3 separate regions of the Homo sapiens genome follow, and all the other regions are linked to region 1. A link is an interaction called in ENCODE POLR2A ChIA-PET data of the cell type or tissue named here. Cell type or tissue: HepG2. All regions are shown on one strand. Region 1 overlaps EPB41L2 (erythrocyte membrane protein band 4.1 like 2). Region 2 overlaps EPB41L2 (erythrocyte membrane protein band 4.1 like 2). Region 3 holds the start of SMLR1 (small leucine rich protein 1).

What was found. ChIA-PET counts read pairs that join two places held together with the same protein. Peaks named below come from ENCODE experiments on the same cell type or tissue, not always from the same donor. Only the 100,000 strongest peaks of a DNase experiment are listed, where the experiment ranks them.
Region 2: POLR2A ChIA-PET joins it to region 1 with 6 read pairs; 3 of 35 experiments call an interaction of 5 or more read pairs at or near these places.
Region 3: POLR2A ChIA-PET joins it to region 1 with 6 read pairs; 1 of 35 experiments calls an interaction of 5 or more read pairs at or near these places.

The regions. Positions count from the first base shown.
Region 1 is chr6:130,929,296-130,937,295 of GRCh38, forward strand. The region is part of intron 3 of EPB41L2 (erythrocyte membrane protein band 4.1 like 2); the gene reads right to left. Among named protein-coding and RNA genes, the nearest start is that of SMLR1, 110 kb to the left of the region's middle. RefSeq lists a silencer at 1-208 and an enhancer at 2,193-2,362. In HepG2, no CTCF peak of the experiment used is centred here; DNase peaks (open chromatin) are centred at 4,626, 5,766 and 7,836; H3K4me3 peaks cover 958 bases.
Region 2 is chr6:131,034,664-131,042,663 of GRCh38, forward strand. The region is part of intron 1 of EPB41L2 (erythrocyte membrane protein band 4.1 like 2); the gene reads right to left. Among named protein-coding and RNA genes, the nearest start is that of EPB41L2, 25 kb to the right of the region's middle. In HepG2, no CTCF peak of the experiment used is centred here; a DNase peak (open chromatin) is centred at 4,528; H3K4me3 peaks cover 590 bases.
Region 3 is chr6:130,822,824-130,830,823 of GRCh38, forward strand. SMLR1 (small leucine rich protein 1) reads left to right here and starts at 4,583. Exons shown (of 2, transcript NM_001195597.2): 1 at 4,583-4,828. The coding sequence starts at 4,591. RefSeq lists an enhancer at 3,326-3,620. In HepG2, CTCF peaks have their summits at 3,514 (motif pointing right) and 5,025; DNase peaks (open chromatin) are centred at 98, 2,338, 4,548 and 5,058; H3K4me3 peaks cover 3,678 bases.

The sequences.
Region 1 (8,000 bases):
TTTTGAGGTAGAGAAAACAGATATTCAAAATAACTTACTTTTTACTTTGGATGTTTATAGAGCTTACTTTTTACTTCGGATGTTTATAGAGACTGAGTGAATTTCTGTTCAAAAGATACTGGAGGATACAGTAAAATGAAAAAAGGAAGCCATCCAGAATAAACAAGCCATGCGATATGACTGCTGGTTACCCTGTCCGACTCTCAGATGACTGTGAGGACTTGCCAAGCTAGCACTCAATCTTTATTGACCCATATGTGTCAGTTCCTATGTTAAGATACCAGGGAATCAATGATGAGCACGACAAACATGGTCTCAGGAAATTTATATGCAACTGGCAGAGAAAGAGAATGAATGGGAAGCCAAAAATAAAGCATTATGTATCTACCAATTTGGACATAATTAGGTACCTGGCCCAATTGGCTCAAAGAAAAGTGACCAGTAGCCTACAAGATAGCCTGATACAAGAGCTCTGCACAACAACAATCTTTTGCTCTGGGGATGAGGAATAGCAGATAGAATCACGACTTCCCTCAGGGAGATTAAATACAAGACAGACAGTCACACACACACACACACACACACACACACACACACACACATACACGCACAGTCATAAAGTGGTATAAACAGTAGGAAAGACAGCGAGAAGGCAATTAGCAGAAGCCAAAGGTATCACGAGGCCAACCTATATTTGCCAAAGTTATTTTCCACTGGTCCCACTCATCCCATGAGTTATATACACCACTCATTCCCAAAAAGAGCAGCAGAGTGAGACAAGAAAAATTCTCCTTGTTGCATATGATTACTGAGCACCAAAACACCTATTTGTATAACAGACACCCTGAGGAGTCCTGCAATGCAAAAACCCTGTTTCCCATTATTCCTTTCACTTGGGAAACCTGATGTTTCCCAAAACTATTTAGCAAAAGAGCCCACTATTTTTTAATACAACATTTACTAATGTATTCTACAACAGAATTTTTGTTTTAAAGACCACACCTCACTAAATGAGGTAGGAAAGAATTACAGGTTGAGCATCCCAAATCCAAAAACCCAAAATATGAAATGCTCCAAAATCCAAAAGTTTTTTAACGCCAACATTATGCTCAAAGAAAATGCTCATTGGAGCATTTCGGATTTCCAATTTCTTGATTTGGAGTGCTCAAGTATTACAAAATCTGAAAAAACTTGAAATACAAAATATTTCTGGTCCCAAGCATTTCAGATAAAAGATACTCAACCTGTACCACCATCTGACTCTAACGCAGATGTAGACACTGGTATTCACATCTGTTTGATTCAAAAATGCCAAAAGATAATCCAGTTTAAACTGGTCCAAGATTAGATATGCCCAGCTGCCTGGGAGAAGCAAGAAATTCTCATAGACAAAAATCTCAAAAAACATACATTAAAAATCACAAAACGACAAGGAAACCAGACACCATTATTGAGAGACACAGTATCAGAATCAGATCTTCAGAGACTGCACATAGTAGAATTATCAAGAACAAAACACAAAATATATATGTTTTATGTGTTTATAAGAAATATTTTAAAATATGACTAAGGAAAAAGTGAATATGAAAAAGCAGGTTTTGAAAATAATCAAATAAAACACCTAGAAATGAAAACTATAGTAACTAAATTATAATCCAAATGGACAGGATATGACAAAGCTGAAGAGAAAACCAGTGAACTGGAAGATAGATCTGAAAAAAACTATCCAGAATGTGGCTGAGAAAGACAAAGGGAAGGACAATATGAAAGAACTTCACAGACATGGAGAACAGAATGAGGGGTCTACAAATATCTCATCAGAGTCCTAGATGGAGATGAGAGAGAATAAGGGAAAGGCAATATTAAAAGAAACAACGCTATAAAACTTCAAATTAAGAAAGCTCAATGAATCCCTAGCAAAATTAATAAAATTTATTAATCTACAATGATTTTATTCTACTAATTTATTATTTATACTCAACATATAAAAGGTTCTAACACGCATTATTTTTTTAAATAGCTATAATAAAGTCATCAAGACAAGAGGGAATGAAACATAAGCTAGGGAATAAAAAGAAGGACTGAGAAGGAAAATTGTAACAAAAAAACACAGAAAAGTCACTCCTAAGAAACCTAAAACAGATGTGCTTTGGAGGCTTATTCAAAAAGGCAAACAAAATAAGTAGTACATTTCTTCTTATATTCTAAAAAGCATCAGATTATCAGGTGACACATATTAAATGCTACATATGAATGTTCCAAGTTATAACATTTATAGCACTAATGTTCAATCAAACTCGATTGGGTCGGCTCAGACAGCAACACCATCTAGTGGCTCACAACTTTGTCTTCACACTGTTCACAACACATTCCATAAATAATAATTCTCTTTGGGGTGGGGGTGAAGAACCAAGGCACAATGCATAATGGTAGCACATAAAAATGTACAGGGGCATGTAAGTTGAAATTGTTCCTCAAAATAGTTCTTCCTTTCCCCCGAGATTCTGGTATGTTCCATCTTTCTTGAGAATCACCAATTCTTAACAATACGGAAGAAAAGTACTGCAGTATAATCACAGTGTCCTGGGCTTGACCCCCAGCCCTACTCTTAACAGCTCTGTAACCACAGTAAGTTACGTAACTTCTCTATGCCTCAGTTCCGCTCTTTAAAAGTACCCACCTTATAATGGTGATGAGATAATTAAATGAAGTATGTTTAAAGTGATCAATAAAATGTTTGGCTTATTACATGGATTCATTAAAGCCAGCTGAAATTACAAGACCTTTTTGAGCTGCTCTAAAATAATAATTGATTTTAAATATGATTTTAAAGTTTTCCATTATCTAATCAAACTTTCTTATTTCACAAATAAGAAAAATAAGGTTATAGAAAGTTTATCTAATTTTTCAGTCTGATTTCTGAATTTCTTTTAAAATAATTAAATTATTATGTATGCTCTTAATATACACTAATATTCCACACTTCTATCCAGGAAAGTAATTTTCTTCCATTAACATTGCTTTTAAAAAAAAAAAAATCAACAACTTGAATTCTACTGTATAAAAAGGACTACAAATATACATTTGTTAACCAAGCAAAATATACACATAATTTTGCTTCATAACTTTCACCTAAGATACCAGTACACGTAGTTGCTTCATTAGTTGTCACAGCAATTTTGGGGTATTGCCCCAGATAAAGAGAACCACTTACTGACTTATCAAGACATATTCTAATTTTTTTCCTCTGATTTATTTACAAGTGTCAAAACTACCTCTACTTGTATACAAATCTCCAAAATATCCTTCCCTATGAAGCCTGTTCCAATCTCTCAATATTGCATCATTCTCCTTCAAGAGCATTATTCACATCTATGGCACTTATTCTTCTATTCTACTCCTTTTGATACTTATTACTTTCAGATACTGAGTTCTTTAAGAAAGAGGACATCTTACTTCAATGCCTCCTACTGAGTAATTAGCTGACTAGTAGGCCAAAAGATAGCTGCTGATGGAACGGCTCAATGCCATAAGGCCAGTCAAAAAGTTGGCAGAGTTGAGTCTAGAATTCAGGCCTGCTGGTTTCTTACACAATCTTCCTTACCTAGCTGATGGACTACCAACCCATAATGTTCAAGGACCTAAACCAAACACACACTGCCAACTAGTTTCTGGGAGAAGACCAGCACAGACCAACACTTCATTTTCACAATTCTACATTATGCTTATACTCTTCCTTAGTAAACTAGGGCATTTCCAAATACATTTTGGGAACTAGAGGGAAAAAGCCAATCTGCCCCTTCCTCTTAAGAGTAGGCCATACCTCATCTTTATGCAGAAAGGACAGGGGGTTTCCTAGTCTTGCACATTCCTCCACTAAGACATCACTTTCGCTGTCATTTCTTCTTGCTATCTGAAGCATGCCTTTGCTTTGTTTCTGTTCTTACAGTAGAATCTTCATAAAGTACAATCCGAGTCAATCTCTATTCTAATAATATGATATCAAGTTTATTAAACAATAAAAACCATGCAACTGTTAATAAAACTTGCCAAATACACTTCAAAAAGAAATATTTTGAATATAACTTTCTATATTAAATATCAACAAGCTTAGCTATCTATTTTTCGTCTGTCTGCCTCTCCCTAACCCTACTTATACCACTCACTAGCAATATAAAGTTAACGGGTTGAAAACTTTAAAACAATAAACAAAAAAAGCCCTTTGGTCTACTTTCCAGGTATCAGAGTTTTAGTTTTTTTAAAAACCTATATATTATAGATACCCACAAAAGAGAGACAAAACAAGACAATTTGGATGGGCTCAAAATACATTATTCAAAAATTAGAATGCTAGCTTTTGGGAACTTTCATTTAAAAAGAAAAAGAGTAAATGAAATCTACTGCAGATGCAGCCCAAGGAAGGCAGGCTGGAATCTGAGAGGCTGAGCAAAGTCCCCCATGCCTGTGCTGTTATTTGTGGCATTCAACACTGAGGCCAAAACATGACATTTCTGGAGGCCTCTCAACTTGGAGGAATTTGTGCAACTGCTTACCCGGCAGATTGTAGTGAATGCCACACACCACTGGCGTTTTATAAACACCATCACTGTCTCCGTGTAGGGCCCTCCACACTGCAGTTATTGTGTGCTGAGGAGACGATGATGGGAAGCGCACAATGCAATCTATACATTACAGCCCTGAAGCTATGTATTTTGCACTAGCTCCAAACAACACTATGCAAATATAAAAGGCCAAGGAAAGAAAGGTATGCACAGAGCAAACACAACAACTGATACATTGTTGGGGGAGGAGGATGGGAATCCAATAAAACCATACGGAAGAAGAGAGAGTGTCTCAAATCCAAGGCTGTGATTTATCAGATAATTATTTTCTTACCAATCTAAGGGAGCTGTCAACACATCTCTTTCCCAAAGTTCATTCAAACCCCAGGAAAAAGAAACCCTGGTCAATTTTGTGTGTGTGTTAAAAACATAATTCCAGTAGTAAATGAGACATTGATATAGTAAAGGAAGATTCTTAAGAAAAGCTTCCCTGATCATTAGTAAGAATTAAGTTTGAAAACGTTTTTTCCAAATACTCAAAAAAGATACATATTATATATAATATACAAACATATGCATGTAGATACATAAATATAGAAGACATATACATAAATACATATTTCTCTTTTCTAAGAGATGGGGTCTTGCTCTGTTGCTGAGCCTGGAGTGAAGTGGCACAATCCTGGCTCACTGCAGCCTCAAACTTCTAGGCTCAAACGATCTTCCTGCCTCAGCCTCCTGAGTATCTGAGACTACAGGTGCATGCCACCATGCCTGGCTAATTTTTAAAATGTTTTGGTAGAGGCAGATGGGGTTTCATCATCTTACCCAGGCTGGTCTCTAAAACCTCTGGGCTCAAGCAATTCTCCCACCTTGGCCTCCCAAAGTGCTGGCATTACAGGTGTGAGCCACAGCACCCGTCCCTTTCTTTTTGTTTTCTTTTTTTTTTTTTTTTGTAACTGAAAAATTTTTTTCAAACTTAATTTTCATTAATCAGGAAAACTTTGTATATACGTATACAAGTAAACAGTTAAGATAGATAAGAGATTTACGTAAACATGTTGGATTCTTACAACATATTTTTCTTGTATACTATTCCTTAGAGAATAAACCAAAAAAAGGAAGGGAGGGAGAAAGGAAAACTTCTCACAGTTCATTAAGGATTGCCACATCTTTTCCATTCCACAGGATTCAAAGGATTATGACAGAATATTGGGGGAATTTTGCAGTGTTGTTGACAGGAATGACACAAAATACCATTCAATGTAGTTTCAGTTGCTAAAAATTAAAATTAAAAAGCTGCTGCTTAGAAAAACACACACTAGACTAGAACAGACTGCAAAGATACCCTCCAGTAACTGTAACCTGCAATCATTTAAAAGGAAATCCTAGTAAAGCTATAAGCACACAGGTTCACCTTTAATAAAATCACATAGATACTTTGACTCCTTACTTGCCCTTCTTACTTGTTATATAAGTAAGGCCCTTATTTCATGAGCACGATGCTTCCAAGCCCATCAAGTCTAAGAGCAGTATTCAATGGAATGTTCTTCCACCCCAGTCTGCTGGGTTTTGAAATATTTCAGAATTCTTAACTGAGCATATAATTAATCTCATAAGCAACTCGGTAAGCTTAAACAAGATGCAAAAATATATTTCATTTTTATGCTATGTGGAAAATGGCACCAAAAAAATCTGAAATCCTGCTACCAACATTATTAACACAAAAAAACCCACTGTCAATAACAGTTGAAGTCTATGATATGGCCCCTTTTTTTAAAAAGAAAATAAATGCTAATTTTTAGTTTTAAACAATATCAACCTTTTAATATCTCATTCATAACTACACACGAATTTATTTCTTAGGCAGTTGTAGTTTTTATCTCCTGCAGCCCAGAAATTTTCAATAGTTTTCAAGACACAAGAATCAGCTAGTAGACTAGGGTGTGCCCACTTGGAGGACTTCTATCTCCAAACAGGTATGCAGAAGGCTATTCCAGGAACCAATTCCCACTCCTCACATTTACATTCTAGCTCCACAACAAACCCAAAGCCAACCTCTGGAATGAAGATGCAGAAAACCTCAAAAAAGCCCCCAGAGCAATGGATCTTAAAGCTTGCTAAGAAAACCATATTTGATGACATGTAAATACCCACAAATTTTATACAAAAAAAGTTTTTTTGCTTAAACAAGACAATAAACACCTCTGTCAGTTCTAGTATGTCAGTTGCTCAGCCATTCATAAAATACAGCCCTGCAGGCATTCCATAAATGCCTTCCTTTGGTAATAAAAGTTTAATGGAATAGTATTCTAGCTTATGAGGAAGAATTATCTAAATCTTCATTTGCTCTAAGTAAACAGCTGCTAAATAGCCTGCTAAATTTGCAACTTCTTATCTGCAAAAAACAAATATTTCTACTCTTAGAGTTTATTTCAGTGGGAAATAAGTTCACCTTTGACATTCTACATTTTTGTAACACAACTGGTTATAGCCAATGTCTCTCTTCTGACCCTCCAACAGAAGGGTAAGTCCTTGGACACTAGGGATTGGTTTATTCAAAATTACAAGATAAAATATACTATTTTTAAATCTTGTGGGGTTTTTCTTACTTGTAAAAGTACTAAATAGGGTTTAATTTTTCAGTCTAACCAAGTTATTTAAATTACAAAGACATTGCAAATATATAAGTGGCATACGTTTACATTAAGGCCCTTCTAAGCCAAATAGTGATAAAATACAAGAATACTAGAAATTTATCCAAGGCATACGACTTAAGTATTTTCATCAGAAATTTAAGAAAGCTGGTAAAATCCTGAGAAAAATATATAATCAGGATTTTAAAATATAATAACAATTAGAGTTAATATTTATCAAGCCCTTACTATGTCCTAGGCATTGCTCAAAACAAATCATAACCAAATTCAGCTATCGATTAGTTAGCAAACAGCTGTGAAGTAAAGGAACCCAAACATGCACTTAGTAAGACCTCCTACAGTCTTAACGTGAGGCCTCTCAAAGCAGTTCTTAACTCTGGCTGCACAAATGCTCCAGCCGGCATCAGACCCGCTGAATTAGAATCTACAAAAGAAGAACCTGGGCATCTGTAACTTTTTATTTAGACCAGTTTTAGGTTCGCAGCAAAATTGCGCATAAGGTACAGAAGTTTTCCATATATTCCCTGCTTTCACACATGCATAACCTCCCCCATTGGGATAATTACCAACATCCCACACAGTGGGTACATTTGTTACAACTGGTGAACCTCCACTGACATGTCGTTATCACCCAAAGTCCACAGTTTATGTCAGGGTTCACTCTTGGTGTCCTGCATTCTATGTGTTTGGACAAATGTACAATGACACGTATCCACGATGTATTATAGCATCATACAGAGTAACTTCATTGCCCTAAAAACCCTAAAATTTTTTTAAAAGC
Region 2 (8,000 bases), 110 kb after region 1:
CTTGAACATGTCACTTATCCTCGCTTTCAAGTAATGGCATTCATTTTAAAAAAGGTTATTGAAATGTCCTGAAAACTATACTTGAAAGATCACCCTACAACTCCTGAATCTATCTGAAGGTTGGGTTCATTCCCATATTCCTGTGATCACTAAAGAATTAAGCTGGCACAATATCCTACAGGGGTTAGTTCAAAAGAACAAACAAGACTAAACTTAAATCCTAGAAAAATGCAAAATCAATATACTTAAACAGCTTAAGGGTTTCACTTTCCTAACACGCAGAAGAAGGGAGAAAAGATTCTTCACACCTAACTGCCTGACTACAAAAGGACAATCATTCACACATCCCACATCCACAAGAAAATGACTTGCACAGCTTAAGCATGCTACCAGTTTGGGAGCTCTTAGTTAAGAAGACAAAGTTCAAGATCCTACCTAAGAAAAGCATCCGAGACCTCTGTTGGCTAAAACAACCAATCTTACACGGAAAGGTATTTGTTAATACTCTTGTTGTGAGACAGTTTCAGGACTACTTAAGGAAGGAAATGCCAAATACAACAGTGAGCAAAGCCAGCAATGACAATGGCAACTGAGATGCTATCGCAAACTCTTACAGGTGAATCAATATGTAATATTGGGTTACCACCAGCAAATGAGAACAGTTATGAACCTCTGCTGTCCATATCATTCCAAAGAAACTTCAATCACCTCCACACCTTTGCCTTCTTCCTAGATCTAGAGCCTAAATGTAGTCCTACTCTTGTACTTCCCATCTCCTCTTCTGCTTCCTTCCCTGACATACACCAACACCTTTACCTTCAAGATGCAGTCAAAAGTTATGATCTTTCCAACTGAAGTCAATAAATATTTACTGAGCTCTTCTGGGATGATGTAGTAGAAAATTTAAAGACATTTAGTGACCTATTTATTGTTATCCAGAGCCTTACATTTCAAACTTTCTGTGTAAAAGATTACAATACAGGGTATTGAGTCCAGTTCTGTGACCAGATAGACCTGGATTCAAATGTAAACTTTGACCCTTTAAGACTTTACCTCTCTAAATTTCAGCTTCCTTACTTCTATAATGTGGATAACAATATCTATGTGTGCTTGTGAGGTTAAATGAGATAAGCAATATGCTTAACAGTCCAGAGTTCAGAAGTGAGAGGTTAGCAATGTCACTGCTAATTATTACTACAAGAGAAAGCACAAATGCTCCCATGATTTAAAAAATGGCACCAAAGTTTGGAGGCCAGAATAGACCCTCTAAGTTGATTAGAGAAGGTTTGAGAGAAACGGTCAAATCTCAGTTACATCTTCAAAGTGAAAAGTGAACAGAGAGACATTAGTTATAACCTGGATCTGAGGCTAATTTGCTTTGTGACCTGGGTGATGGGCAGTGGGGAATCATTTAAAATTTCAGGGTCTCAATTTTTCTATTTGTAATTTCAAAAACTGACTTAAAGGATGATTATAATCTTCCAGAGCTAACATTCTGTTATTTGGTGTAGGAACCAGGTAGGCAAAGTGAAAGGAGGAAGGAATTCCAGGTACAGTTTATGGAATGTTGTAAAATTCTCAAAAATATATAGCTGTATAGAAGTCAGGAAACGATCCCCTAGCTACAGCATAAGATCCAATGGGGGAAAAGGGAGGAGAAAACATGAACTGCTCATTTTTACCTCCACCATAGGTAGAAAGGAGCTACTAGAGGTTACTGAGCAAGAGAGTGGCATAATAAAACAATAATAGCATCTTAAAGAGCAGAAGACGGATGTAATAAAAAAACAGCATAAAGAGTAGAATAAACTGGGAAAAGGAAGAGTAAGAGGATGAAAACCAAGGAGAAATCAAACGAATGGGATTCAATGATTCTGGGACAATGGGATGGGAATGGCAACCACAGTTCTTGCCTCAAGTTTTTAAACTAATTAGAAGCATTAGCTTAGAAAAGTCCCCTAAAGTCTCTAGGTCTCAATTCCTTCATAAAATAACTTTTATCTCCTCCAACTATGATTCTAAGATTCTGATACAATTTATCTGGATTGAGGCCCAGGTTTTTTTTAAGATCCCCAAATGTTTCTATTGTACAAGCCAGGGTTGAATACCATTGCCTAAACAAAGGAGAAAAAAACAGTTATGGGTTAACTAATAGGACATCTGAGAATAGGCCAGAAGTGATGAGACAGAATTCTAGGGCACAGCCAGGATAAGCGTACTTATGCACAGACTGAAACAAGGCCATCTTTTCCACTGAGAGGGGCAGGAAAGAGGTATGGTTGGGTAAGTCGCTCTTAGGTTGCAAAGCAGAAGTTGTGAGCTGATCTCCTCCACCTTCTCCATTGAAGAATCTGTCTCAAATTCAACTATAAGCCAATTCACATTACGATTAGCACTTCAGAAATTTCTGTACAATAAAAATATTGCCAAAGGCAGCTAATGTATTTGCTTATTCCAAAACAAGCAAACTATTAAACAATCTGAACTTTATTACAACTTTCATTTCATTTACCGGTTTTCATCATTCCACAAGCATCTACAGAACGCTAAGCTTAGTATATGCCGATCATTGGGAATACATGAATAAATTAGGGCTGCTGCCCTGGAAAAATTTATATAAGCGGAGAAAACTGACATTTTAAGGATTTCAAAATCCAACCTGGTAAGTGCCACAAAAGACAGAGGTATTAACGCTACTTGTGGGAGTTAGAAAAGACTTAGAAAAGCTGACATATGAGCTGTGCCTTAGATGATATGACTCACTTACACAGGGCCCAGGGTTTGAAAAAAAGTGGCTCTAAAGCATATAAATGCTTATAAAATGCTTTAAGAAAATAAAACTGAAAAAATTAGTCTCAGCTATAATTATGGTAATTTTTTTTTCAAAAATGTTATTCATCTTTATACTTTGAAAACCTAAAATTTTTTTTTTTTTTTTTTTTTAAGATGAAGTCTCACTCTGTTGCACAGGCTGGTGTGCACTGGTGCAACCTTGGCTCACTGCAACCTCCACTTCCTGGGCTCAAGCGATTCTCCTGCCTCAGCCTCCAGAGTAGCTGGGACAACAGGCATGCGTCACCACGCCTGACTAGTTTTTCTCATTTTTGTAGTGACAGGGTTTCACCATCTTGGCCAAGCTGGTCTCAAACTCTTGAGCTCAAGTGATTTGCACAGCTCAGCCTCCAAAACTGCTAGGATTACAGGCATGAGCCATCGCACCCAGCCCTAAAAACCTAAAACATTTAAGGATTATATTCAAGGTGGAAAAAATCTGCAAAAATTTACAGTAGACATTTCAGAAAAGAGAGATTTATCAAGCATTATGTCCTTTAAAAATGTTTCTTGTGTATATACATACAAAAATACACATAAACAGTATCAATAAACACGTATGTGGATCTTCATTTTTATATTTCTTTTTATTTTTAATGTATTTCAGCTTGATTTGTTTTGAAGGCCAGGTACCTTCAAAATAAAAAAGAAATATAAGCAATTTAAGCAATATAATAAAATTTTAAGCAATTTATCATAGTTATTCCCTATTCAATGCCTTAAATCCTTCATACAGTGATGCAGAAAATAACTACTTCTCTAAAAATATATACTGATATTTCTCATTTAAGAAACACCAAGCCTGTAGAGTCTTATATGGGACAATCCAGTGCAGATTTTAATTGTACTTATTCACAATTCATTAATATCATGAATGAGACAGAAATGATGAATCAAATTATTCTAGTTGCTATCACCATCTGGAAAATTCATAGAATAACTTTATTTACTAGATATAACAGTATTCACAGTTAAAGCAATTTCACACATTTTTTAAATGCTGGTTCTTTAAAAATAAGTAATGGTCTACTTATAGTTATAAAAATAATCTTGTAAAGTTATTTCACAAATCAACCATGCCTCCTAACACTGAAAAGGAATACTTTTAACTAAAATACAGTATAACCTTTTATTTACTCCAAAATGTAAGTCACTGGTAAATAAACACAGAATTCCATAATACTTCTTTCATTCTTAGAGAAGAAATGGTTTTTCAAGGCACAGCATTTTGTTTTTATTAATATGGTATGCAGCTGTATTATTTGTACTGCTGCCCAACATTCAGTAAGTGTTCAAAGTATTTCAAACTGGCAATTCGTATTTAATGCCTAACAAAAGAGTCATGATAGTGACTACTGGGAGCATAAGGATAAAACTGAGCCACATTTATTCTGGGGAAAAAACTTACAAAACTGAAAAGAGTGACCATTTTCCACATTAAACTCTACATTAAGAAAAGAAAAGTCAATTTACAAAACCAACATTTTTTTTTAAGTGTCAGACAGTGACTTCCCAGAGGCTTAGAAACATGATATAAGTATTATGTTATTCCATTAGAAAACGGTTCTTCACAAATTCAGTTATACATTTAAACTCTCGATGAAACCTCATCTGTTTACCCAAACCAGAGGAAATAAAGCTGTCTGCAGGAAACAAGACAGCAGCTTATTGATCCAGCATTACAAGGTTGACCTTCTCTCAACAGAATGTTTAGCTATGTTATGTTGGAATAAAAGGCAAAGGTTAGGACGCAAACCCCTTCTCACTTCCTCTGGGTATGGACTTTGTAACTGTAAAATACGTGGGAACTCCTACATTTCCAAATTTCCAATCCTTTAATCCATGGCCCAGGAAACTATCAGAATAGGAAGAAAGTAATGAAGATGCTGTTTAACACAAAATTTAACAACACGCAAACCCTTGAAATATTTTGTTCCAAAAATAACCAAATAGCGAAACAGTTTTATAGGTAGTAAAAGATCACAGACCAGAGGCCTTAGAGATCATCTAACTTTACCCTGTTTTTCCATTTGCTGAATTAGGGCCTCAGTATCAAGGTTTCACCGTGCTCTGTAGCACTTTCCTATAATGTAAATGCTTTCTGTGCCACGGTCAATGGAGATTTGATGTTATTCCCCAAAAGAAATATTATTGCCTTTAAATAAACATACTCCTTGCTTCCAAGGCCTGACAAGGTTGTGTCAAAAGGATACAGGAGCCAGTTTGAAGAGGATGGCCAAAGTTGGGACAATCTGAACATCAAAAAGAATGCCTGTAATTGACTGAAACACTGAATATATAAAAATCCTTAAGTCAAAAATGATACTCAAAAAGAGAAACACAACCAAAAAAAAAAAACTTGAGGTAACTATTATACCAAGAGCTTATTCTGAAATTTGATAAAGGGGAAAATTAAGTATTTATCCTGCATTTCAAATAAAAGGCTGTATTTCACAGTAATCAAATAGCCCACATTAATGAGGGAAAGCTATTTTGCTCAGAAAATTGCAACCTAATGAAATTGAAGAAATAATAAAACTTAAAAATTCCATTTTAGGGTATAGAGTGTTAACGTTGCAAGAGTTCTAGAGACTGGTTGCACAACAATGTGAATGGGTTTACCCCTACTAAACTATATACTTAAAAATGGCCAAGATGGTGGCCGGGTGCAGTGGCTCACACCTGCAATTCCAGCACTTTGGGTGGCCAAGGCAGGCAGATCACCTGAGGCCAGGGATTCGAGACCAGCCTGGCCAACATGGCGAAACCCCATCTCTACTAAAAATACAATGAATTAGTCAGGCGTGGAGGTGCGCACCTGTAATCCCAGCTGCTTGGGAGGCTGAGGCATGAGAATCGCTTGAAACCAGAAGGCAGAGGTTGCAGTGAGCCGGGATTGCGCCACTGCACTCCAGCCTGGGCAACAGAACGAGACTCTGTCTCCACATAAAAAAGGCTAAAATGGTTAATTTTAGGTATGTGTATTTTACCACAATTCTTTAAAAATCCCATTTTATCACCATTTTGCTATTCCCAAAGAGATAACTGATTCAGGTAAAATCACCAATGGATACTAACACTATTATGTCAAAGACGTCAAGGAACTAACTATTTGTATGGTACCAACATCTCACTCCTCCCAGATTATATGCCAGTATCAAAGGGAAAACTATAATTTTACAACAGGGAGATCTGTCATCACCTTACTCAATCTTAGCTTCACTAATAGTGAGATAACTGCATTATGTGGTGCCTGATATGAAGCAATGTAAACCATACAAAATTGGCTATGAAAATACCCTTACCAAAAATGTTTGTTCTGAATCTAATCAAGAATTTAGATCTAAATTCTACTTACAGAAAATACAGAGTTTAGACGAATGAATTAAATACCCTCACATAGAAACAATTAAGCCAACCAAGAAAAACAAAGATTCTCCAAGACCTGTAACATCTTGCATCTCTCCAACAGTTCACCGTCATGAAAAGGGAATGAAAAAGGAAGGAGAAGAACTATTTTAGATTGTAAGTGACTTAAGTGACATAACCATAATTAAATGCAATCCTTGGCAGGATCCCAGTTTGCCAAACACACTATACAAGACATCACGGGAATGACTGGAGAGACTTTAACATAGCACAGATATTAGAAAATATTAGAGAACTACTGTCAACTGATATAATAGTGTGCTGGTTAAACGGGAAACTGTCCATGTTTTTTACAAATACATAACAAAAAAGTTAGGGCTGAAATGTGATGTTTCATAATTTAAATTACTTCAGGAAAAAACATATGGGAAAAAGTTAATGTAAGGAAATAATGTATCTAGGCAATAATCACCGATGGCTGTTAAAAACCATTAGGCAAAAAAGCTTAATGGGAAATCAAGCTTTTCCCATCAGACTGATGGATGGATCAGTCCAGCTAGAAACACCTGAGCTCACTGATCAATCTTCATGCCAAAAAGAAAACTAATCCTATATTGTATCACTTGATAGGAAGCAGTAAGAAATATACACTGATAACTAGGAAGGATTCTATACTCCTAACTCCCAATTAATCTTGAATCTGAGTAAGCCCCAGATCTACTACCAATTTATAGGAAATTCAGAAGGGAGAAACATACTAAACAGCACCACAGGCAGGGATGCAATCAACAAATTCCAGAATGTGGGAAACTCTATAGAGCAAACAATAGAGTTTCAACAAATCAATTGAATATAGAAAAAACAACACAGTTTCAACAAATAAACTGAAAGAAAAAGAAGAGAAACAAAGTACATATTAAGATACTGTGTTCAAGAGACATATAAACCAAACATAATATAGATCTTATCTGGATTCTAACTTTAACTATAGAAGCATTTATGAAACAACTGGATAAATATGAACACACATTGAATATTTGATAATTTAAGAAAGTAAGTTTTTTAGATGTAACAACAGTATTGTGGTTTTCATTTTGTTTAATGCTTACTCATCACAGACCTATTTTAAAAAGAGTGAATGAAGTGATAAACTGTGCTTTAAGACAATCCAGCATGGAATGGGGAACATGGGTTTGGAAGGTCCACAGATGAAAACTGGCCATATGGGAGTAATTAGTTGGAAGGCGGGTACGTGGGGATTCATTATTCTACTCTATGTTTGCATACACCTCCATTATAAAAAGTATTTTTTTAAAAAGAAACTCAGTAAGAATGCAGGGAATGACCCCTAATCCCAGCATCTTCACCTCATCATAGAATCTTCATCTAATACCTAGCAAAATGAGTACCAGCCAAAAGACCTTAAAATAAAAACTAGCAAAAGATTTACTAGCATTAACAAAAGAAAGAAAAAGATGTAAAACCTACACTACAAGCCTGATACAACAAATGAAATAATAAAGAAGATTCCAGTGAATAGCAGTGTGACTTCATCCCCATCTCTTAATGCACTAAACATTAGGGGAAAAACAAGGTGGTGAGGAAATGGATGGTATTATTCTGCCCTCTTTATTTATACATAGAAAAATTTCCACAATAAGTAGTAAAAACAAATGATTACAAAATCCTTCAAAGGATCACTATAGAACACATTTATTTAATTTCCCACATAAATTGGTTGCTTTCTGATTTCACATCTTCTCACTTTTATCCTTCTACTTCTAACTGTCAAGGAAGAA
Region 3 (8,000 bases), 110 kb before region 1:
TTAACAATTAGATCAGTAAGGCAGGATAGGGAGTGCAGAAATAGACCCACACATTATTGACTTCTGATTTTTGACAAAGGTGCACAGGCAATTCAGTGAAGCAACAGTAATCTTTTCAACAAATAGTGCTGAAACAGTTGAAAATCCATCTGCAAAAGAAGAAAAGAACTTTAACCCCTACCTCGCATCATTCACAAAAATTAACTTACAATAGACCATAGACCTAAACATAAAGCCTAAAACTATAAAACTGCTGGAAGAAAATATAGATCCCTGTGATCTTAGGTTGGGCAAAGATTTCTCAGACATGAAAAATACAATCCGTAAAATAACAAACTGACAAGTTGTTCATCATAATTTAAACTTCATCATAATTTAAAACTTACATTATTTGAAAGATATTGTTAGGTAAATGAAAAGACAAGACATAGACTGGGAGAAAATATTTGCAAATCATGTCGTATGTCAGATAAATGACTTGTATCTAGAATATATAAAGAACTCTTAAAATTAAAAACAACAACACAATTTTTAAAAAATCAGTAAAATAGTTCAACAGGCATTTCACCAAATATGATACACAATTATTAAATAAGCACATGAAAAGATGCTCAACATCATTAGGGAAATACATACTAAAACCACAATGAGATATCCCTTCCCACCATCGGAATGGCTAAAATTAAAAAGAGTCACCATACCAAGAAAAGCTGAGTATGTGAAGGAACTGGAACTCCCATACACTGCTGGTGGGGTTACGAAATTGTATAACCACTTCGGAAAACAGTCTGACAATTTCTTAAAATGTCAACATACATTTACCATATGATCCAGCATTTCTACTAGGTATTTCTCCAAGAGAAATGGAAGCACATGTATGTATAAAGACTAGTACAGGAATGTTCATAGCAGCTTTATTTGTAGTAGCCTAAAATGGGAAGCAGCCCAAATGTCCACGAACAGGTGAATGAATAAACAAATGGATATCTATACAATGAAATGGTATTCAGCAATACAAAACAATGAAATTGACATATATGACAATATGAATGAATTTCAAATAATTATGATGAGTGAAGGAAGCTAGGTAGAAAGAGACATATTGCATGACTCCATTCATATAAAATTCTAGAAAGTGCAAATGAATGTACAGTAACAGATAATAAATGAGTGATTGCCTGAGGATTGAGGGAGTGGGAGGGGTGGGGGACAGGGATAGGAAAGGACACAAGAAAACTTTGGGGGTGGTGGGTATGTTCACCATTTGATTGTGTTGATGAATTTGTGGGCATATCCATATGTCAAAACATATCAAATTGTACACTTGAGATATGTGCAGTTCGTTGTATGCAATTGTACCCCAGATGAGCTACTTAAAGAGACAAAAAAAGGAAAAACTTTACAATTATGTTCTCAAAACTTTCTGTGTGGATCGGGATTACCTTGGATCCTGTAGATGGTACTACTTATCTCCTCTCTTTCTTGAAACTTTCTTTTGCCACCATTTTCCTAACATTATTCCCTCTAGGCTCCTTTCTCACCTCTCAGAGCCTCCTGTCTTCTCTGTTTTTTTCTTGGTTCTTATCCTTCCTCCTATGTCTTAAACAAGAGCATTCTTTAGGGTCTGTAGTTGGTTTCTCTTTTATTCTGATATATACTCCTTTCTGAGGCATCTCTCCATCCTTCCACCTCAGCTACTATCTATACAATAATAAATCCCAAATCTACATGGCAAGACTTGGCCTCTCCATATTCCTACCAGGCTCCGATCAAACACCTCTACACCACTTCCAACTTAAGACTGCAAAATGACATATCTTCCCCCATCCACACCTGCTGCCCAGCATGTGTTGAGGTCTCGGTTTGCAGCACCACCATCTCTGCAGTTAACCATTGCACAGTGGATGAGAGCATGGGCACTGGATTTGAGTCCTAACTTTGTCACTTATCAGATTTGTTTCTTGGGCAAGTCATTTACCTTCTCTTTGCTTTGCTTCTTCATCTTTATGAGTCTGTTCCACATAAGATTACTGTGAGGATTAAATAAGATTATAAACATAAACTGTTGTATATCGTGCCTGACAAATAGTAAGTGTTCAAAGATTACTTTGTGGTAATCTTTGAATTGCATGTGTCACAGCTGTTTGTTTCATTTCTGCAGCTTTCTTGTCCCCTTCTCTCTCCCTCTGCCATCTCTAATCCCAAACTCATTATATCTTGCTACCATGATGAGACAGCCTATTCTGATCTCTTCTCTTCAGTCCCTTCTTTAAAGTCCTACCTAAGTGACCACTGAGCTCAGGTCAGGTCATGTACTTCCATGATCAAAGACCTTTAATTGGTCACCTTTGTTCAAATAGCATGGGACATAACAGGACATTCCAGAGTCTAATAGCTCTAACACCACCCCACTCTTCCAGCCTCAACGTGTAAGACACTCTCTGGCCTGAACCCCACATCACCCAGCTACTCTCAATTATTCTGCCCTATCCTCCTTAAACCCTAACCAGCGCTCCTGTCATGTGTTTGAGGAGGGCATTCTTCAGCTACCCACCTTCCAGGATCAGCTCAAATATCCCTCTTTCTTTTTTTCTTAGCCAGGTCTCATTCTGTCACCCAGGCTGTGGAGTGCAGTGGCACGATCATGGCTCACTGCAGCCTTGACCTCCCCAGGCTCAAGCAATCCTCCCACCTCAGCCTCCCGAGTAGCTAGGACTACAGGTGTATGCCACGGCACTTGGCTAATGTTTTATCTTTTGTAGAGACAGGATTTCACCATGTTTCCCAGGCTGGTCTCAAACTCCTGAGCTCAAGCAATCCACCCACCTCAGCCTCCCAAAGTGCTGAGATTACAGGCATGAGCCACTGTGCCCAGCCCAATTCCATGGCTGGAATTAATCAGTCTCTCTTCAGTGCTTCCACTATACTTTGTTTATATGTTGATCTGGAAGCTAACATTATTGTCATTTATTTTCCTGTTCCCCTAACTTACCTTTGTTTAGGCATTCAATGAAGGCTTGCTGAATGGAAATGAAACAGGAAGAAAGAATATGACAAACAGTCTGCCTAACAGCTGCCTGACATCTCCCTGGTAATGTCACTTGCTCACAGAGGTTCTTTGAAGATTGACACTTTACAAATTAGCATCCTGTTCAAACTGAAAGAGCACCAGAGAAACATCTCAATGGAAGGCATGCAAGTATAATAGCAGTAACACCATTCACAGGTTTGCAGAGTGGGAGAAGAGAAATACGTGAGTAAATGAATGCTGACTTAAACTCAGGTATTCTGAAGGGTTCCTCCTGAAATTAAGATGTCTCTCTTCTGAAAGAGAAGTTGCTAACTCTTCATTGATCAGGAATGCAGGCATGTACCCTGAGACCCTCTCCAGTCTTATTATTTTGTAAATTAGGGTGCAAACTTTACAGCTGGGGCTAAGACTGCATGACCATGCAAAGTCCCTGATGCAAGAATGTGGGAGGCACTGACAGCGGCTTGCCCTTGATAGACTCCTCCAGCCACCACTAAAGGGCGCCAGGGACAGGGTTAGAGTGTGACAGAAGGAATGAGCCCAAGAAGGTGGCTGCCAGTTTCTCTTCCCCACATTCTTCCAAATTCTCCAGGGCATCTTTTGAATATGACTCTTTTAGTCAGTTTTCATTTTTAGACCAATATTTTTGGAAATTTTTCACTAAAGCAGTCAATGACAACTCAACATAGTCAACAAGTCAATGTCAACTTTGACATTGGTCCATTGATTGCCCTTTCTTTTCCCAGAAACTCTGGAGTTACCACACAACCCATACCACTATCAATGAGAGGCCACCTTCTAACTGCGAATGGTGGACCACAGGAAAGGCCCAGTAGAGCAGAGGAGAGTATATGACCTCATGCAGCCAGCAAGGACGAATGTACCTCAGGAAGAAGGAGATGGGGCTACATCATGGGCCACTCCGCCACGGACACTGTGGCCATTCTCTGTTTGTCTATCTCCACTCTTAAAGGCCAGGGGCCATGACTTACTCTTCTTTGTATACCCAGCATCTAGTTCAGAAGTTGGGTTCTAGTAGAATTAAATGTTTGTTGAATAAATGAATAAACCAATGCACTTCTCAGAGAAGTATTCTGAGTAGGATATATGAGGAAGAATTTCTACTTGTGGGAAAAGCCTTGTTTCTCTTTCCTTGGTATTAATTGTATCAACTATGTATAAAGGAACATTCACTTTTTTCTAGACATAAGTACTTAGGTACAGTGGCATAACTATTAAGAAATTTTTAACTCTAAAATTTAGGAAATACAGGGAAAACTCTTCTGTGTCTGAGAATACATAGAAAGAATATACATAACAACAAGTTTTGCTTGGTTGGGTAATTTTCATTCCAAATAAACTTATCACAAAAAAACTCAGCTTCCCAAGGTCATTCCCCCGCTGCCAGATACATACTTATCTCTGAAAGAGCTTGGAAGATGGACCTTTCAATTCCTCTACAATTAGTAGCTGAGTTACAGAGTAACCTGCCAGCAATCCTATCAGCATTCATCAGACTATTTAAATAGAGCAAAGTCCACAAAAAATTCCACTGAGACATGCTGAGCAAAGGCCGGAGCCCCAGAAGAAAACAAGTACAGACTCAGAGGAAAGCTGCCCTGGTCCTGAGTGTGACTCCCATGGTCCCCGTGGGGTCTGTGTGGTTGGCAATGAGCTCTGTGCTGTCAGCTTTCATGAGGGAGCTCCCTGGCTGGTTCCTGTTCTTTGGGGTCTTCCTCCCCGTGACTTTGCTGCTGCTCCTCCTCATCGCCTACTTCAGGATCAAACTGATTGAGGGTAAGTGTGAGGCCACACAAGGAAGAACTTGGGCATCCTTTCCCACAGCACATCTTGAAATATACCGATGCACTGTCAGTGTTTTCTGGCCAGGAGAAACATATATATATATATTTTGTAGGTACTTCTCAATCAGTGTTCTCTCAAGTTCCTTGATCAATTTGGCCAAGTTTGATCCTTTCCACTGTGTGGATCTTGTGCTGAGATGTGAAGGTCTGCTGTAGGGGGCCCTCACGTGTAGCACCTCACAGACATACTGTGAATCAGCAATTTTGACATATGGTTGCTTGTCTCTCTCTCTCAAGGCAATAGAGTCACATATGTGAAAACATTGTTCATGGTCTGCCTTCTTTACATGACAGATGTGTTTATGTGGCCATGTGTGTGCATGTCCGTGCGTGTGTATGCGCCCGTGTGTGCACACACACAACTTTCTCATCCACTGAACTTCTGGTCAGGGAATGTTCCAAACATTCTGCTGTCACAGTCTTTGTAAATGTAAAGCCCTGATAGATAAATACTTGACCTTGGTGTAAACGTTCCATGGGATTATAGTCTTAAGGTGGAAAAAAACCAAACCAAACAAATAACTCAGGAAGCTTAAGGTGATTTGGAATGGACATTCGGGTCTTGGATTGACACTGTTTATTCTGCTATAATTAAAATTAATGAAACTGGGCTGTAACTAGATAGACTATGTGTTAATACTGTGCCAAGTACACATGAGATTAATATCATCAAGGTTAATAACTATTTTAGCAAAATCAACAAAGACCAGTCATATTTCTTAATTTGGATAGTGTCATATTAAAACAAATTTGAAAAACCCTCCTCTTTGAACATCTGTTTATGTAATAACATACATGAAGGCATTTCTTGGACTTGCCAAGCTTTTGTGGTAATCTTAGATCACTAATGCTATAATATATAACCTAACAGAAGTGCAATGAGGGATATTTCTTCCTAAGATGAGATTTGGAACATAAAGAAATCCTAGGAGACACAGACAGTATGTCATGGAATCAAGTTTTTCATCACAACTTACTCAAATATGCCCCTAGCCTTTCATTTTTCGTGTGTCTCATTTTTATGAACAGCCCTTTTGCTGAGGGGTCAAGCCATATTCTGCCTCACTCTATAATATTCATGTGATAAATCCTTTTCTTTGTTAAGTCAGTTTATCCTCCACTGCCCTAAGACCAGTCTGTTGGATGCTCTTGTCACCCAGCCATTCATTACCACTGAACCCCGGAAGTAGCCTCCAAAAAGGAAGAGAAAATAAGAAATCCCCAAGATCATAACCATGGCTTCCCTTCAGTGTCTTCCAAGTCGAAATGTTTTTCAGAGTTGTTGCAAAGATTCCCATCCGTAACACTCACTGCATCTCAGCCTCCCATTGACATTGAACGTCCCAGGGACAATAAAACGATGCTGATGTCATCATCGGGGACTTGGAGACTTCCTGTAGTTTCCAAGTTTCATCTCTGGCTGGATGAAATTTTCAGTATTTCAAAAACTGCAGCAAGTACAGGTCTAGATAGCCTCATGGATATCAAGATCCCTTATTGGCCTCTACTTCACAGCTATTACAGGCCAGTTAATTCAGTGGGACATCTGGTATTTGGGATAGACTCTGCAAAAAGAGGGTGAATCTGTTTTATAGTTTTACTCATTCCTGGAAAAACATCTGTAATATGTAACATGTAAATGGGTCTATGGTATTTTATTTAGATAATTCTGAGGTATAAATGTATGAATCACATTGCTTTAGAATACCCTGGAAAAGTCAACGTGCAGGGTATGGCCTGGCATCACAGGGGCTGATGCAGGGGAAATGCAGTCCAAGTGCCAGCCCCAGAGGAAGTGCTCCATGTGTGTACACCTCTGTGATGATTGCACGCTGATGCCCTCCTATCTTCAGCACTTCCCTGCCCGTGCAAGTTATCTAGAGATCAAGTCTCAGAAAAAAGTTACTACCTTAAGTTTGTAACTCAATACAATTGAAACTACTTCTGAAGGATTTGAGTGAAGGGAGCAGAGGCTCCCAATAACCTCTTGTTTCTTCACACTTCCTTCCCCTTTCTTCATTCCAAATTCTGACATGCTACTGAGCTTTTCTTGACTTCTAGACTTGCCCACAACTGTTAAGTCTGTCCCTTCCATCTCAGAGCCTTTATTTTTGTAGCATAGGATCTAACCCAAGGGAAAGCAAGCATGTCAGCCTCACACGATGAGGGTCCATGCTCACTGGGTAGAGTCATTACACCAACTTTAAAGCTTACTCCAAACTTATGTCATATTCTGGATAGCGATAATTCTCATTCATTTATTCAACGAATATTTGTTAGTCTATCATATACCACAGACTGTCCCAGATACTGGGACAGATTTTTACTATGAGTTTTTAAGACTAAGAGAAAATAATCCCAGTTCTAGAAAACCACAGAAGGCATCTGGCAAAATCAGCAGAAGTTAGAGGAGGTGTTGCAAATCTGTATGTTTCTGATTCTGGCCTCATTAAATGTCTGATCAAAGAGCTATAATAATAACCTGGACTTTTCCCTCAGTGTCAGGGCTGAGCACTTCACCAGAGGCAGGATCCTCTACAGTGAAGGGGCACCCCCAGCCAGGTTATGAGCCTCCATTTTCTGTGGTTTTTCCCCATTGTCTCCTACTTGGGCTTGCTCTAATTGAAGTGTGCCTGGAGCTTCCAGGCTGCAGGTAGGAATTACAGGAAGAGTGAGTGAGGAGGCAGAAGGAGCTATTTACCATGGCAGAACAAAAATGTGTGCATCCGTTACTTAACGCAATGGGGGTCCCATCTGAAATTTATTGTTGGAAAGAATACTAATGACTAGAAACACTATTACTGCCAACCATCTGGAAGATGCTCAGTGAGGATGTCAAAGGCATTTAAACGAGAGCAACTCCATCTTGAATAGGGGCTAGGTAAAATGAGGCTGAGACCTACTGGGCTGCATTCCCAGACAGTTGAGGCATTCTAAGTCACAGGATGAGATAGGAGGTCAGCACAAGATACAGGTCATAAAGACCTTGCTGATAAAATAGGTTGCAGAAAGAAGCCACCCAAAACCCACCCACCAAAACCAAGATGGTGATGACAGTGACCTCTGGTCGCCCTTACTGCTACACTCCCACCAGCACGACAGTT